Linked DNA regions of Homo sapiens: region 1 is linked to region 2. Evidence: chromatin loops called from intact Hi-C (ENCODE). Cell type or tissue: GM12878. All regions are shown on one strand. Each heading gives the region's core, and the rest is flanking DNA. Links, peaks and the distances in the headings are about the cores only.

Region 1 (7,786 bases), core at 1,543-6,542, 540 kb before region 2:
ATTTAGTCATAGTTAGAAAAATCTATACTACTCCAAGGTTATGAAAGAATTCCCTCACGTTGGCTTTTACTACTTTCATGGTTTCTGTTTTGCATTTAAATTTTTGATCCATTTTTCCTGGTGTATGGTATGAGAGGTAGGTCCAACTTTATTTTTTTCCAAATGGCTACGCAGTTGTCTCAACACCATTTGTGAATAGTCTACCTCTACGCTGTTTTGCTTCTTACTCAAAACAAGACTGATTCATCTCCTTTTTTTTTTCACACCTACTCTGCTGTGACTGAATATGAATACAATTCTCTGCTTTCCTTCCTGTAGAACACCTTCTTCAGTGGCAGAGATGTCTTTCTCCCTGCTGCCTCCCTGCTTTCCTCAGCAATACCGCACGCAGCCTGGCAGTCAGTTAATGTTGGAATGAATACGGGGTACTCAGAAGCTCTCCAGGATTTTTCATTGAGCAATAACTGGTTAAAAAGAAATCCTAACTGTAATCAGGTTCCTTAGAAGACTGTTCAAACTGGAGATGTCTTCGGGCTCTCTCTAGTCATGGTGATCAGTTATTCCAGAAGCTAAAGGTGTACTACCTGGGTCCTTTACTCTAGAGGCAGTCCGATTTGGGTTGCTTCCCTCCATGCAAATTACTCTCATCTGCTACCTCTGCTTTGTCTGACAGCATGGGATATTACCTTCTGTAATTTGAGATGGGAACCATAAAATGCCAACAAGGTGGTGTTGATTCCCCATGATGCAATGGCCAGCTCAAGAACCTCATTTACTTGGAAAGTGAGGCTGTGGATAAATGATTTTGGAAACATTCCTTCTCAGTTTGAACCCCAAGCAGATGTTGTTTCATCTGTGGAACCTAGGGAAAACCCTAGCTTTGTTCTTCTAGGTGAGAGTGTCCAAGCAGGCAGATGAAACTGAATTTATTTGATACCTTTCCTTACTAGCATTCTCTAAGCTATGTGGGCTAGTTTTATAGCTACCTGATAAAAGACTTCCTTCCACTTTGAACCATTGCCCTAGGCTATATTTCCTTTCTAAACTTGTCCAGGCCATCTTGCCTATTCTTTATTATTGAGGCTTACCTTTTGATCCTGTTTCTTATCTCTGCCTTCAGACTTGCCGCCTGATGCTGGTAGTACCCTCTTTGTCCAGTACCAATTTGACTTAAAAGTTATTTTGGCCAAAAGCAATGTGGTCAAGTACAATTTAGCTGAAAGCAAGTTGGTTAACTGATTTGTTGTAATCAGCTATTAATTGAAACAATGATTTCGTCAAAACAATGAGTTGGTCAAAATGAATATCCTGTTAATAGTTTTTGAGTAGTGGTAATTTCAGTGTAAAATGATTAGATACTTTTGGTCCATTTTCTAGGGACTTTTCCAGTATTTTTCTTTTACAGTTCAAGTTAACTTTCAGCTATGGCAGCATTTGATTGCTTGTGATTTCAAAAAGTTAAAGCAACCTAGCTACCCAGTAATAGGAGAATAGTTGGACAAGAGTAATCTTAACTAAAAGGCAATAAGAGGTTAATTGGAACAAACAAAACACCCAGTGATAAGATAAAAACATGTTTCCTGTATTATTTTTCTTTTCCCCTCATAAAAAAGGCTGTGCATATGCAGTACAGGACATTCAGAAAAATGTAGATAAAGACTAGAAGGAAAAAAGAAAAAAGCTATAAATTAATTCACCCAGGAATAACCACTGTTGTCCTTCCCTATCCTTCTAAGTGCATTTTATACACATAAACTCTACCTATAGTTTGTAATTTGCCATAATTTATTTAAGCATTCTCCAGTTATTGGTTAGTCACTTTTGTTGAGAATCAGATTTTGGTTCCTTTGTGCAACTGTGGGCCAGGCTACCTTTAGCTGGGAATAGATTGCCTTTCTCTTTTCCCTTCTGTCCCTCAATCCTGCCTAGGCCTGCATCCAGCCTGGGCTCTCAAGGCCCCCCTGCCTGCTTTAAGTGAGACACTTTGTAAATGAAACCATTCTGCCAAGCCTTTCTATGGTTACTAAAGAGGCCTGGTTCCAGAATTCCTGTGGAACTCTCTGGTTATATATAAAAATTTTTTTGGAGTTCATGCTTGATATATGTTATATGTATATGTATGCAAATCAGATAGAGTGAAGAGATGGGAGGGATTATATTGGGTCTCCATTAAAATAAGAATAAAGAGGCATTGCAGCAGAGAACTCCATTATCAGTGGAGGGAAATTAGGAGATTTTCTCTAAAACAGGGTTGGCAAATATGTGCTATGTGTTGTGCCTGAACCTGAGTCATGATAGACTCACTAATCAGTCATGGCACTATTTCTCACTAGATCCAGACTCAGCTTTAAGTCTTTCTCAAGGTTGGGTTCTAGGTGGCTGTATCCACTGTAGTTGCTGTGGGAGACAAATGAGTTACTACTCTTGCTTCTAAGATGTTACATTAAAGTTATTGTTTTTTGTTTTTTTTTTTTTACAGTGGATTGACCAAGAAAGTTTTTGTTTGTTTGTTTTTCTTTGAGACAAAGTCTTGATCTGTTGTTCAGGCTGGAGAGCAGTGGCAAGACCATGGCTCATTGCATCCTTGACCTCCCGGCTCAAGCGATCCTACTGGCTTCAGGTAGCTGGGACTACAGGTATATGCCACCACACCGGGCTAATTTTTTTTAATTGTAGAGACAGGGGTTTCCCTATGTTGTCCAGGCTGGTCTCAAACTCCTGGGCTCAAGGGATCCTCCTACCTTGGCCTCCCAAAGTGCTGGGGTTATAGGTGTGAGCCACCATGCCTGGCCTGACTGGGAAAGTTTTAATAAAATGTTTTCTATCTGATAAATAAGTTCATGTTGAAAAATATGGGATGTGAGCAAAGAGTAATTATCTGGATTTCAGGCAAAGCACATGCCTTGTAGTTAAGATCATTGAAGCAGCATAATCACATTATAGATTTGTTATGGAGTGAAAACAATGTCATAATAATACTCATCAGTATAAATTGCCCATGGTATGGTCATGGTGATTGACTCCCCAGTATTCATCCCACCGCAGGTGATTTGTCTAAGCAGTCATGGTTAATCCCATTTCCCTTGCCGGTGAAGAGTTAGGAATGGCCTGTAACCTATTCTGGCCAATGAGAGATGAAGGAAAAGTCTACAGACGGCTTGAGTGCTTCTGGGAAAGGATTTATTGATTCTAAACAGAGAGAAAAGAAAGAGATGATGCCTCATCTCCCTGTGATTTTATGTTTGAGTATAGTGGCTAGAACTGCTCTATCCATCTTGGGACCATGAGGGAAACTAGCTTTGGGGGGTGCAGCTGATCTAGATGATGACAGAACAGATGGAAGAAACCTGAGCCCTTGATGACCTTCCTGAATTGCTGATTGTATTGTACTTGGTCTGCCTTACCTCTGAACTTCCAGTTCTGTGAGATAATACAGTTCCTCATTGTGTAAGTAGGCATGATCTGCGAATTTGTCATTTGCAGCCAGAAACATCCTGATGTGATACCTACTTTGTCCCAAGCAGATTCACGTCAGGTGGATTTGATATTATTTGGATAGGTTTCTTTTTGCTGGGGCTCTTCCCTCCCCATGTCTTCTGCCTTCATAAAGTGGATGCAGATTCTAACTGGCCAGGTCTTGTCTCTATCTTTTCTAAGGGGCTCTGCCTTAGACCAGGGATCTTCATAGGAAGCAGCAAGGAATCAAACAGCACTCATTGTCTCTTCCAGAGTCTTTTGGGTTGTTTGAATATCTGGTGGTGTGACTGCTACCATTTGTTGTTCATTCCTTCTTTTTCTGATTCTGATTCTGATTTCTTGCTTAGATCTTGGTCCTCACTTTTGTATATTTTGTGTCTCATGCCTGACCTCAAGATTGTTTGATAGATTTATTTTCTTCTCTTCTGCAACTCTTTCCCCTTATCTCCTTCATCCACTCCTTCCTCATCTTGTGACTTGATTTTGTGGCCAGTGGAGACTATTCTAAGCAGATGGGTATATGTTATTTGCCAGGAGCAATAGTGAGTTACATGAGTAATCATACATCTATTTGCTCTAGACTGGTAGAGTAAAAAGTAAGAGTAGTTCACCCCTTGGTCTTCTCATCTAGTACCTTTCACTCATGGCATAGAATAATAGAACTGGAAATGGTCTAGGAGTCAGAGCATTTGAGTCTTCATTATGGCCTAGCCATTTGCTACCTGAAATTTTGGGCAAGTCTCTTAAGTATATTTTTTCCTTAAAGTTTGTTGCTATTGTCTGTCTAATTTTTAAAATAGTATTATAGTGATTCAAATGAAATAATGAACCTGGCAAATGAGAAGGTTTTTTTAAAAAAACACTCAAACTTGGTTGGATTTTCTGTTTATTTTCAGTGAACTAATGTCAAAGTCTCTAAATTGTGTAGTTTGTTAGTCTCTTTGTAGAAAGGCAACGGAGTATGATGTGGGGCATAATAGTACAAGTAATTAGGGATTGAAATTTATATTTTAGTGTTAACTAGGCCTGAAAAAAAGAAAAAAGGCCACACGATATTAAAAATAAAGGTCAGGATGTTGATCTTGAGGCTTATTTCTAGTTCAACCAGAAATTCTGGTCAGCCGAATTAGGGGGAAAGAGAAACCAATAAAAGAAACACCCCCCTCTAGTGGCGAGGGGCCAGATTCTCCACTTGGTTGCTAAGATGGATGAGGGGAATGGATAACTTCTTAGGATATTTTTTGTTTCTTAAGAATTCTGAGGTTGTAGAGTTAGACTACTTAAGGGAGATCTTAGTTCAGGCTTTATTTGTCAGGAAACTTAACACATTTCTCAGGATAACTAGTATCTTGTCAGTCTCATGTGAAATTGGTTAAAAAATGTAGAGGCTACTGTTGTTGGAAGAGGTTCACAGTTTACTTTTATATAGGCCACATGGAGATCATGAAAATTAGGAGACATTTGTTGCTAAACTTCTTATTGGGTCTGAGATGATATAGTAGGTACCTTTATAATCCCATTCACAGGGGGATAAATATTTAAAGTTGTGGGTTATGCCATAGAGTAGTATTAATCTATGTTTGTACAAAATAGTGGCTGTGGATTTCCTAAGTTTTGATTTGAAATTTTTACTGGTGATCCTGAGAACCAAATGTTTAACTTGCATCTTGGGAATGATTTAATTGCTACCTATGGAAAGGCAGTGAAGTTAAGTATATTAAAATAACATCACCCATACTTTAGTGACTCAGGAGGAGCACCTAATGCTTTTTTTTTTTTTTTTTTTTTTTTTTTTTGAGGCAAGGCCTCACTCTATTGCCCAGGTTGGAGTGCCATGGTGCAGTTTCGGTTCACTGCAGCCTTGACCTCCTGGGCTCAAGCAGTCCTCCCACTTCAGCCTCCTGAGTAGCTGGGACTACAGGTGTGCACCACCACACCAGGCTAATTTTATTCATTTTTTGTAGAGATGAGGTCTCCCTGTGTTGCCCAGGCTGGTCGTGAACTGGGCTCAAGGGATTCTCCTACCTTGGCCTCTCAAAGTGTTGGGATTACAGGCATTAGCCACTGCACCTGGTGCACCTAATGCATTCTTGAAGGATGTTTCATCTTAAGGATATAAATCGTTAGTGATAATGATTGTAAGTGATTGTTACATTTGCAAATCTCAAAGTCCATTGAAGTTTTTACTGTTTCAACTTCTGTTTGGGAAAGATTATTTTACATTTGTTTAAAGATTTCTGAAGAGGCAAAATTTCAGAGAATAATATTTTTATAATACTCTGTTAGATCTAAGTTAAGACTGGAATGCCATTCAAATTCAATGGTTAAAAGGCATAAGAAAATAAATTCTTATATCAGACTGCATTATCAATATGCCATTTCCTTATTTTTAATGTCAAACTTCCTTGCCCTGAAGGAAAAAAATTGAAGCTTGCAGTTGACCAGCCATTCCATAACTTGGAGTATGTTTGGTGGCCTTTCTTATGAAATAGTAATGGAAAAATTCCATAGAAAATATAAACTCGTGTGTGGATGAAGTGAGATTATAGAGTTACGAAATTAATTTTTGTGCATAACTTGTGGAGCTGATAGCCTTAATTTATTATTGTACTTCATAAATATACTTTATTTCAGGAAAGAAGAACTAGGTCTGGCAGTAGATCAGAATCTACCTGTTGGGGAAAACCAGAAATAGGAAGAAGAGTTATTAATGGTTCATTCTTGGCTGAGAAGAATTCAGTATGGAATAATTAAGGTTAGTTTAGAGAAATAATATATGATTATGTTAAGGAGTTCACAAATATTATTGAAAGTAAACTGGTTAAAACTGATTTGTTAATGTAAATGGGGCCAATAAACCAATTAGATGATCTCGCTACTAAATTGATGTGATAATAGAGGATATCTGGAGGGAAGTAAAATAGATGATAAGGTTAGTGGTAATGAGACTTCATTAAATCCTAGTACTAAAGAGATACTGTGTACATTAGTGACAGCTTAATTCTATAAATAAAAGTTGATGTTAAGAATTGATATGGGGCCTGTGGTGACTCACACTTGTAATCCCAGAGACTTGGGAGTCTGAGGTGGGAGGATTGCTTGAGGCCAAGAGTTCCAGACCAGCCTGGGCAACATAGTGAGACCCCCCTCTCATTCACTCATAAATAAATACATAAATAGCAAGCCCAATGTGGTGGTGAGTGCCTGTATTCCCAGCTACTTAGAAGGCTGAGCCAGGAGGATCGCTGGAGCCCAGGAGTTTGAGGCTGCAGTGAGATATGATTGCCCCACTGTACTCTAGCCTGGGGGACAGAGCAAGACCCCATCTCTAAAATAATAATAACTGATACAATGTTGGCACTGCTGAAATTAGGCAGGTATTATTTGTGTAAAGAGTTGTAACAAAAGGACTTGATTAAAGAGCCCAGGCTCCAAACTCATTTGAAATTCCAGGTAAAGTATAAGAATAATAATTCATATTTGTATGGGACTTTATAATACTCTGAATGTTTTCATATACAAGATCTCCTTTGATTCTTATAAGAACTCAGGGTAATAGTAGTACAGGTTTGGAGGTTCTGAGAGGCTAACAGACTTACTGAAGCAAATAGGGACTAAATGACAGGAGTGGGACTTGAACCCAGGGCTCCCTACCAAAATGCTTTTGCTCACTGTGTTGCTTTTTTGTGGTTGCTGTAACAAATTACTACAAACTAGGTCGCTTAAAGCAATAGAAATTTATTCTTTAACTCTTTTGGAGGCCAGAAGTCCAAAATCAAGGTGTTGGCTGAGCCACATTCCCTCTGGAGGCTCTTTGGGGGAGAAATCTGTTCCTTGCCTCTTCCAGTTTCTGTTGTGTATGGGGCATTCCTTGACTTGTGGCTGCCTCACTCCAGTCTCTGCCTCTGTGGTCATTATAGCCTTCTTTTCTGTTCTGTGTCTTCTCTTCTGTGTGTCTCAAATCTCTCTCTCTGCCTTTTTCTTCTAAGGACTGACTTTAAGAGAATCTACTTGTCACTGGATTTAGGGTACACCTGGATAATCCAAGATGATCTCACCTGAAAATTTTTAATTACATCTGCAAAGACCTTTTCTTCAAATAAAGTAATATTCACAGGGTCTGGGGATTGGGATATGGATGTGTCTTTTCAGGAGCCACCATTTAACCCACTAAATTCATTATATGCTGTTTAATGCTGTATCTTCCTTTTGGATTGAAGAGATATGCTTCTGTTTGAAGATGGGCAAGTGGGCTAGGGAATTTTTGGCTAGTAGGTAGAAAGGAACTTTAAAAATATTTCTGGTTGGT
Region 2 (8,229 bases), core at 1,396-6,395:
TTCACAACCTCTATTGATTTTTCTTTTGGGTTATTCATCTCTTCATATTGATTTAGAGGAAACTTTTATATCAGTGGTGCTTTATTAATGCTTAATCTGTTTTCTGTGCTATAAAAATCTTCTCATGCTCCATCACTTATCTTTTAACTTTGCTTATCTTTGCTCATTTTTTAATGACGTACTCAAATTTTCTTATTGATTTGTAAAGACTTTTTCTATCTTAAGGATATCTGTCTTTGTCATAAGTCTTGCAAATATTTTTGTTTTCCCTTTTTTGTACTTTATTTAGAGGAGATTTTATGTTTATTTAGACACATATACCGTTGTATATCATAAGTCCTTAAAAAGGTTTTCCCTACCCTGAGATGAGATACTCACCAATATTTTCTTCATGTTTTCCTAGATATGATTTTTAAATGTGTCTGGAATTTATTTTGTTGCATAGTATGCCATAGGAATCTCAATTTTTTTTCTCCCCAAAATAGTTGGTCAAATTTCCCAATATCTTTCATCAGATTAGTCATTCTTTCCTCTCTGATTTGTAATCCCAACTTACTCATACACTTAATTTTTATTTGGACTTAAAAGAGGTAAAAATGATGTTTATCAACAATCTTGACTTCATTTGCAGGGGAGAGATGAATTGTTATTTGTTTTGGATGGGAAAGGAGAGTGCGGTGTGGGATAAAATCGGGGGAAAGCAGTTAAGATAGTCATGGAATTTGTTGTGAAAAAGGAAAGCCTGAGGAAGAAAGGCCAACAGAGAAAACTACTGAGTCATAAAAGGAACATGTTATTTTAAAAAATGACTTAGGATTCGCCATAGGGAAGGAATATTTGGGGGAATCTTAAAAAGAAGATGATGCAAACAGAACTGAATTGGTTATACTGGGCTCCCAGCTGAAGGGGAAAGGCCCACAGTCAGTCTACCTTGCCAGATAAGCCTTGAATGGTTGTCACGAAGCCTGGCATAGACTACATGTTATGTTGGGGGGTTTTAATTAGTTAAAAAATTCAAAAAACTAACATAATTGCTATATTAAATAGCTTTAAAACATATATATGTTCATTATTAAAAATTAAAGAGAGAAGCCAGGCATGGTGGCTCACACCTGTAATCCCAGCACTTTGGGAGGCCAAGGCAGGAGGATCACTTCAGCCCAGGAGTTTGAGACCAGCCTGGAAAACATAGAGATACCCTGTCTCTACAGAAAATAAAAATTAAAAAGTAACCAGGCATGGTGGCACATGCCTACCATCCCAACTACTCAGAAGGCTAAGGAAAAAAGATAATTTGAGCCTAGGAAGTTAAGGCTGCAGTGAGCCATGACTGCACCACTGCACTCCAGCCTGGGTGACAAAGCGAGACCTTGTGTCAAAAAAAAGGGAGAGAGAAAGGAAAAATAGAATCATGCTAGCTAACATTTATTGAGCACCCACTATTGTCTAGCACTATATTAGCTGCTTTACACATACTTTGCTTTATAAAAAGAAAAATTAAAACCCCTGTAATCCCACCGTCTGAGATTAACCACCATTAACACTCTGCTATATTTCCTTCCAGTCTTGTTTTCCTGATATGTATTTTATGACAGTAGCTAATAAGTGTTGAGATCTTATTCACATGCCCAGAACTAATAAAATTATTTAAACCTTTTAAAATACTTTTTAAACCTTGTAACAATGCCATGAGATAGGCAGTATTATTACCTTAATTTTACAGATAAGGAAATTGAGACTAGAGAAGTTAAGCAATGTGCCCATTCTGTATACCCAGTTTTGTTAATTTTGTCACTTAAGCTTGTATCAGGAATGTTTTCCCATGTCATTAATTATTCCACAGAAGAGATCACTTAATGGCTGCATAATAGTCCATCACATGGGCATGTCATCATTTATTAAAGTATTTCAGTGTTTCTCTTCAATTCTTGGTGATTTTTAATAGAATAAATACTGCTGTGATTAACACCCTTGTACTTAAAATTTTATGCATGTCTGAGCACTCAGATAAAAACAAATTGCCGGGCGCAGTGGCTCACACCTGTAATCCCAGCACTTTGGGAGGCCGAGGCGGGTGGATCACCTGAGATCAAGAGTTCGAGACCAGCCTGGCCAACATGGTGAAACCCTGTCTGTATTAAAAATACAAAAATTAGCTGGGCATGATGGCAGGTGCCTGTAATCCCAGATACTCGGGAGGCTGAGGTGGGAGAATCACTAGAACCTGGGAGATGGAGTTGCAGTGAGCCAAGATCTGGCCATTGCCCTCCAGCCTGGGCTATAGAGCAAGATTCTGTCTCAAAAAAAAGAAAGAAAGAAAGAAAGAAAGAACGATTGATTAACAGTTGATTTACTGAGTCACTTTTTTCAGGATCTTTCCACATATTGTCGAATTGCCTTCCAAAAAAATTCTACCATTTTATAATAGACCAGCGATAAATGAAAGCATCCATTTTATGCCCCAGGCAACATTAGGTATTATTAATTTTAAATCCTAGACCATTTAAATGGGTAAACAATATATATCATAATTTTGTTTCATTTTTATTATACAGGAGAAACAGAACAGACTTTGGTTCTTCCAAAAATTTTAACGAAGCCTCTATCATACTCCCGGCACTCTTGTGGGGGCTAAGGATACAACAATGAACAAGACAGACCCAACGTGAACCTCTTAGGGCTCACAACTTAACATAAGGGGTACATTGAACACAAATTAATGAATTCCAATTGTATGTTCTATAATAAGCATTTGTAGTACTTAGTGTTTATTGACCCTTTTTAAGGTAAAGCACCAAGAACTTATTGAATCTTCGTGACAACGCTTTTACGTAGGTACTATTATTATTTCCCTTTTACAAATGAGGAAACTGAGTCACCGAGAGGTTAAGAAATTTGCCCAAAGTCCTAGAACCAATAAGTAGCAAAGACAAGATTCAAATCCAGTCAGAGCAGCCCCAGTGCCCTTAACCACTATACCATAATGCTTTCCTTCTGCTAGAAGAAAGACGTGTGGGCTGCTGTGAGATGCTGAAAAGAGTGAAAGAAGATGCAGAAAAATGAAACAAAGCAGATGTTAGCCAATAGTAAAAGGGAATAGAGATGGCAGGAGTTCACTTGGTCAGCAATATTGCCATGAAGTGCTGAATTGTATCTTTCCTCTTTTTTTCAGAGGAGTAGGTGAGGGTGACACGTGACAAAAATCAGCAGGTAGAACATTGGACAATAAATCAACCTGGAACAGTCCAAACAGGAAAGGAGTAGCCTAAATTCTCCTGCTAGGAGGCAGAGGAAAGAAGGGAGAGACCTCCACCTCCCTAGGCCTCAAGGAATCGAAAGATACATTGTTCAGTAGCAGCAGTCAAAACTGAGACGATAAGGAGAAAACGAAAACTTTTGCTTTTCCAGGGCTCCTGGCCAAATACCTCCCAGTGCGGTCTGAAGCCCCCGCTGGAGGCACCTGTGGTTTTGCAGACCAGCGGGCTCCATTCTGGTGGGCTGCAGCGCCATCTAGCAGGCGTGAGGCTGAACGGCGTCATAACAACTGGCAGTCCAAGAGTCCTTGAAAAAACAAGGACCCACGTGGCTAGCACCGTGCTAAGGTCACTGTGGTGAACAAACAAGTCTCTGCCCTTGAGAAGTTCACGGTCCATCTCGGGAGACAATCACAGACTCTAGAGCAGAGACCTGTGCAAGTGTGCAGGAAACACGGAGGGGCAAGGCTGACCTTACCTGGAGTTCAGGGAAGGTTACATAGAGAATGTGCTATTCAAATCAGCTCTTCAAAGATGAGTCATTATTAAAGATGAGTACAGTAGTAGAAGATGGAAGAAACTTCCAGGCAATAAGACTGGAAGCTCAAAGGCCCAGAGTTGTGAAAGGGTGTAGCGCATTCAGGGAAGACTGGAATGTCCAAATCACAGCCGAGAGCAACTTGACAATTTAGCCTAGTCATTTTAAGAATTACATTACTGAGATTTGAGCAAGAAGGGGGCTTTGTGCAGATTTATATCCTAGGCTAGGAGTGTCCACATTGGAACCCATGACTCCTGACTCTCGTTCCCATGTGCCTCCCACTGAACCATGGAAATGCAAGGCCAGCCACCTCCATCCAGCTCCCTGGGAAGGGCCACATTCACATGGCAGGGACCACTAGTGAGGCTGTGTGCATAGAATTGAGACCTTGAACTCAAGAAGAAGACACACCTGCACTCAGTAGCTCCACCAGTAGCTATGTAACTTTCATCAAGTTACTTATTCTTTCCGAGTGTCCATTTCCTTATCAGTCAAATGGGAAAGATGACAGCCCTTACCTCGTACAGTTGTTGTGAGAGTGGAAAGAGTGAATTCACATTAAGGGCTTGGCACAATGCCCAGCACATGCTAAATGCTTGATAATGAGATATTAAAGACCATAATTTTAATATTGTCACTTTTTTATTGTACTATTTTGGTTTTATTTTTTTACTCAGAAGTATGATTATTGATTTTTTATTTATAATTTTTACTATTTCTTATTAAGTGTTGAGAACTGGGGCCTTTCTGGTTGCATAAGAACAAACACAGAAGCCCCAGTCCTATTTTCAAAACTTGAAGGGCTGTGCTGGAACGAGGGAGTAGAGGTGGACTGAGGTGCCCCAAGTGCCAAGCTGGGCACGATGGCTGAGAGCTGCAGGATGGAAGATTTCGGTCCAATGTAAAGGAAACCTTGCGCACTCATCAAGGGGCCTTGGGAGGAAGGTATTTATTTGTTATTGGAAATGTTCAGTCTAAGACCAGATGACCATTTGTCAAGGCCACCTCCTACCTTGCATAGGGCAGGAAGTCACCTAGTCCATGGCACTATCTGATGCTTTAAACATCTAATTGAGCTCTAAACATCTCATTGAGCTCATATTCTAGGGGAATATGATTTGTTAGGTCATCCAGGAAGACGGCTGTCTGTTTATAAATTTCAGTCATAAGCAATGCTCGAAGAAGTCAGGATCCATAACACATAACCTTGTATTTCAGAGTAATTTGTTAGATTTTAGCTGGAAGCATGAGGAAGAGTCTGAGATGCTCGTGTCAGGCTAGAGACCAGGGAAATGGGCTAAAGGAAGAGAAGGCAGCTCAGCTTACCCTCAAATGCTGCCCAGAAAATGTGCTTTCATTCTGAGAAGACGTGCACGGCTGTCACAACCCTGAGAGCCATTAGAGCGTAGAGGTACCTACTGTCTTAAAATAATTCAATAACAAAGCACACAAAATGCTCACTATTCAAACATTTATACAGGGTCTGCTATGTGCAAAGCACTTGGAATATAAAAGTAAATCTAGAGCCGGGCACGGTGGCTCATGCCTGTAATCCCAGCACTTTGGGAGGCTGAGGCGGGCGGATCACCTGAGGTCAGGAGTTCCAGACCAGCCTGGCCAACATGGTGAAACCCTGTCTCTACTAAAAATACAAAAAATTAGCCGGGTGTGGTTGCAGGCGCCTGTAATCCCAGCTACTCTGGAGGCTGAGGCAGGAGAATCGCTTGAACCCAGGAGGCAGAGGTTGCAGTGAGCCGAGATCGTGCCACTGCACTCTGGCCTGGGCAACAAGAGTGAAACTCCATCTCAAAAACAAAAAGTAAATCTAAAAAGCAGATAGAGCTAAGAAGGTTATAGTCTAGAAGAGGCAATAAGACCTGAGTAGAAAATAACTGCAATCCAAGGTAGAAAATGCCTAGTGTTGTGAAAGAGGCACATGGGATTGTATGGCTTTCACAAGAGGAAGCACTGGAGGAAGGTTTTGCAGAGAAAATGACATCTAAGCTGGGCCTTTAGTAACACAAAAGACTTGCACCCCAAATGATGGAAGGGAATAACATCTCAGGGGAAAAAGTAGTGTGGGCAAAACTGCAGAGTTCCAAAAGCATGGGCTGAAGAATTGGAAGTACAAGTAGGTGGCGCCCCCTGTGACTGGAGCACAGGGAGTGTGGAGGGGGTGGGGCAGGATGTAAGATCAGAGAAGTAATTAATCATCCAGTAGTTGCACTCCTAGGTATATTACCAAGAGAATTGAAAACATACCTCCACATAAAAGACCGATACACCAATGCTTATAGCAGTTTCACTCATAATAGCCAAAATGTAGAAACAAACTACTGTCCATCAACTGACAAATGGATAAATGAAATGTGTTATATCTATACAATAAAATATTACTCAGCATTCAGTAATAGGAGGGAGTGAAGTATCAATACATGCTACCATGGATGAACCTTGGAACTGTTCCAAATGAAAGAAGACAGTTACCTAAAATGCATACTGTATGATTCCATTTATATGAAAGGTCCAGAATAGGGAAATCTATAGAGACAGAAAGTATCCTAGGGCCAGCAGGGAGACAACGGGATTAGGTGTTGATGGAAAAGGGTTTCTTTTGGGGATGGTGAAGGTGTTGATGGAAAAAGGTGTTGATGTTAAAGGGTTTCTTTTGGGGATGATGAAAATGTTCTATAATTGAGCATGGTGATGGTTGTACAATTCTGTGAATATACTAAAAACCATTTAATTGTACATTTTAAATAGGTGAATTGTATGGTATGTGAATTATATCACAATAAAGATATAACCCCAAAAATGGTCCTTCCCCAGAGGCAGCAATGAGAAGCACTGGAATAGACCACAGAGAACACTTAGTCTCACTCCCACGGTGCAGAAGGAAACATTAAGACCCAGAGAGGGGAAAGATTTCTCCAGGGTCTCACCACAGGTCAACAGCAGAGCTGCAACTAGAACACAAGACTCCGCCTGTGCCCTCAGTGTCCTTCCCACTGCACGGGACTATTCCCAACATTCTTCCACTCCTAGGACCACACCCTTCAAGCAGAATTCATGATCATGGCTGTCAGAGTCTACCTAGAGAAAGGGAAGTAGAAGCAGAATATTTGTGGTTCAGTCTCAGGATTGGAAGAAAGGTCATAACTGAGGCTTATATCCCCTTTTTAATATTTCCATCACACGGTCATCTAGCAAACCTTGAACAATCTTGATGATGGGAAACTTGGTACCTCCAAAACGTCTCTGAACAACTTTGTGGTGCACAGAACTGCATCTCCCTCCAGCTTCCTCCTGATGACGGGAGAGCGAAGGGCCACACTGTAGTCAGACTGTTGTGAGAGGCTTTACAATGAACCGCAGCTGCATTTGCATTGCTTTTTCTCACTTGATTAAGTGCTTCTAAGGCAGAGGCTGTGTTTTTGTGTTTTGTTTTGTTTTGAGATGGAGTCTCGCTCTGTCGCCCAGCCTGGAGTGCAGTGGTGCAATCTCGGCTCACTGCAACCTCCGCCTCCCAGGTTCAAGCAATTCTTCTGCCTCAGCCTCCCGAGTAGCTGGGACTACAGGCATGTGGCACCATGCCCAGCTAATTTTTGTATTTTTACTAGAGATGGGGTTTCACCATATTGGCCAGGCTGATCTCGAACTCCTAACCTCATGATCCACCCGCCTCAGCCTCCCAAAGTGCTGGGATTACAGGTGTGAGCCACCACGCCCGAACTTTTCTTTTTTTTGAGATGGAGTCTCGCTCTGTCACCCAGACTGGAGTACAGTGGCGTGATGATTTTGGCTCACTGCAACCTCCACCTCCCGGGTTCAAGCGATTCTCTTGCCTCAGCCTCCCAAGTAGCTGGGATTACAGGCATGCACCAATACGCCCAGCTAATTTTTGTATTTTTAGTGGAGACGAGATTTCACCATGTTGGCCAGACTGGTCTTGAACTCCCGACCTCAGGTGATCCACCTGCCTTGGCCTCTCAAAGTGCTGGGATTATAGGTGTGAGCCACTGTGCCCGGCCTGTGTTTGATTTTATATCTCTATCTCCTGAAATATGGCCAGACTCAGAGAAGGAAGTTCTAAACATTTGCTGAAGGAATTAGAATTAGTGAACCAAAGAAAGAAACTATAGGGCTTGATGCTTCTAACCAAGTCCCTCCCCTGGAGAATGTCTCTTTCCTTGGTATCAGTTACATGTCCCAATCTTGATGCACTGCCCATTTCTGTGGCTGCTCCACTGCCTTGACTTCTGTCTTCTGCCCATAATCACTGGCATTTCTCAAAGGTTAAACATCAGCTTCTCTGGCTCTTCTCACTGTTACAGAGTTCCTCTCTCTCCAAGCTCACTCCAGAGGCTCCCCTGCCAGACTCATTGCTCACGTGAACTTGGGTGGTAATTCTGATGCTACTGGACATCCCAATTG

What was found. Hi-C counts contacts between places; a loop is a spot of excess contacts. Peaks named below come from ENCODE experiments on the same cell type or tissue, not always from the same donor. Only the 100,000 strongest peaks of a DNase experiment are listed, where the experiment ranks them.
Region 1: a loop joins it to region 2, with 4 times the contacts of the local background. A loop is called at or near these places in 23 of 110 quality-filtered maps.

What each region holds. Positions count from the first base shown.
Region 1 is chr9:99,804,317-99,812,102 of GRCh38, reverse strand. LOC101928438 (a long non-coding RNA gene) reads left to right here. Exons shown (of 7, transcript NR_109802.1): 2 at 6,112-6,232. Among named protein-coding and RNA genes, the nearest start is that of NR4A3, 14 kb to the left of the region's middle. In GM12878, for the core only: a CTCF peak has its summit at 4,637 (motif pointing left); no DNase peak of the experiment used is centred there.
Region 2 is chr9:99,262,008-99,270,236 of GRCh38, reverse strand. No RefSeq gene overlaps it. Among named protein-coding and RNA genes, the nearest start is that of SEC61B, 44 kb to the right of the region's middle. RefSeq lists an enhancer at 6,782-6,921. In GM12878, for the core only: a CTCF peak has its summit at 3,511; a DNase peak (open chromatin) is centred at 3,556; H3K27ac peaks cover 504 bases.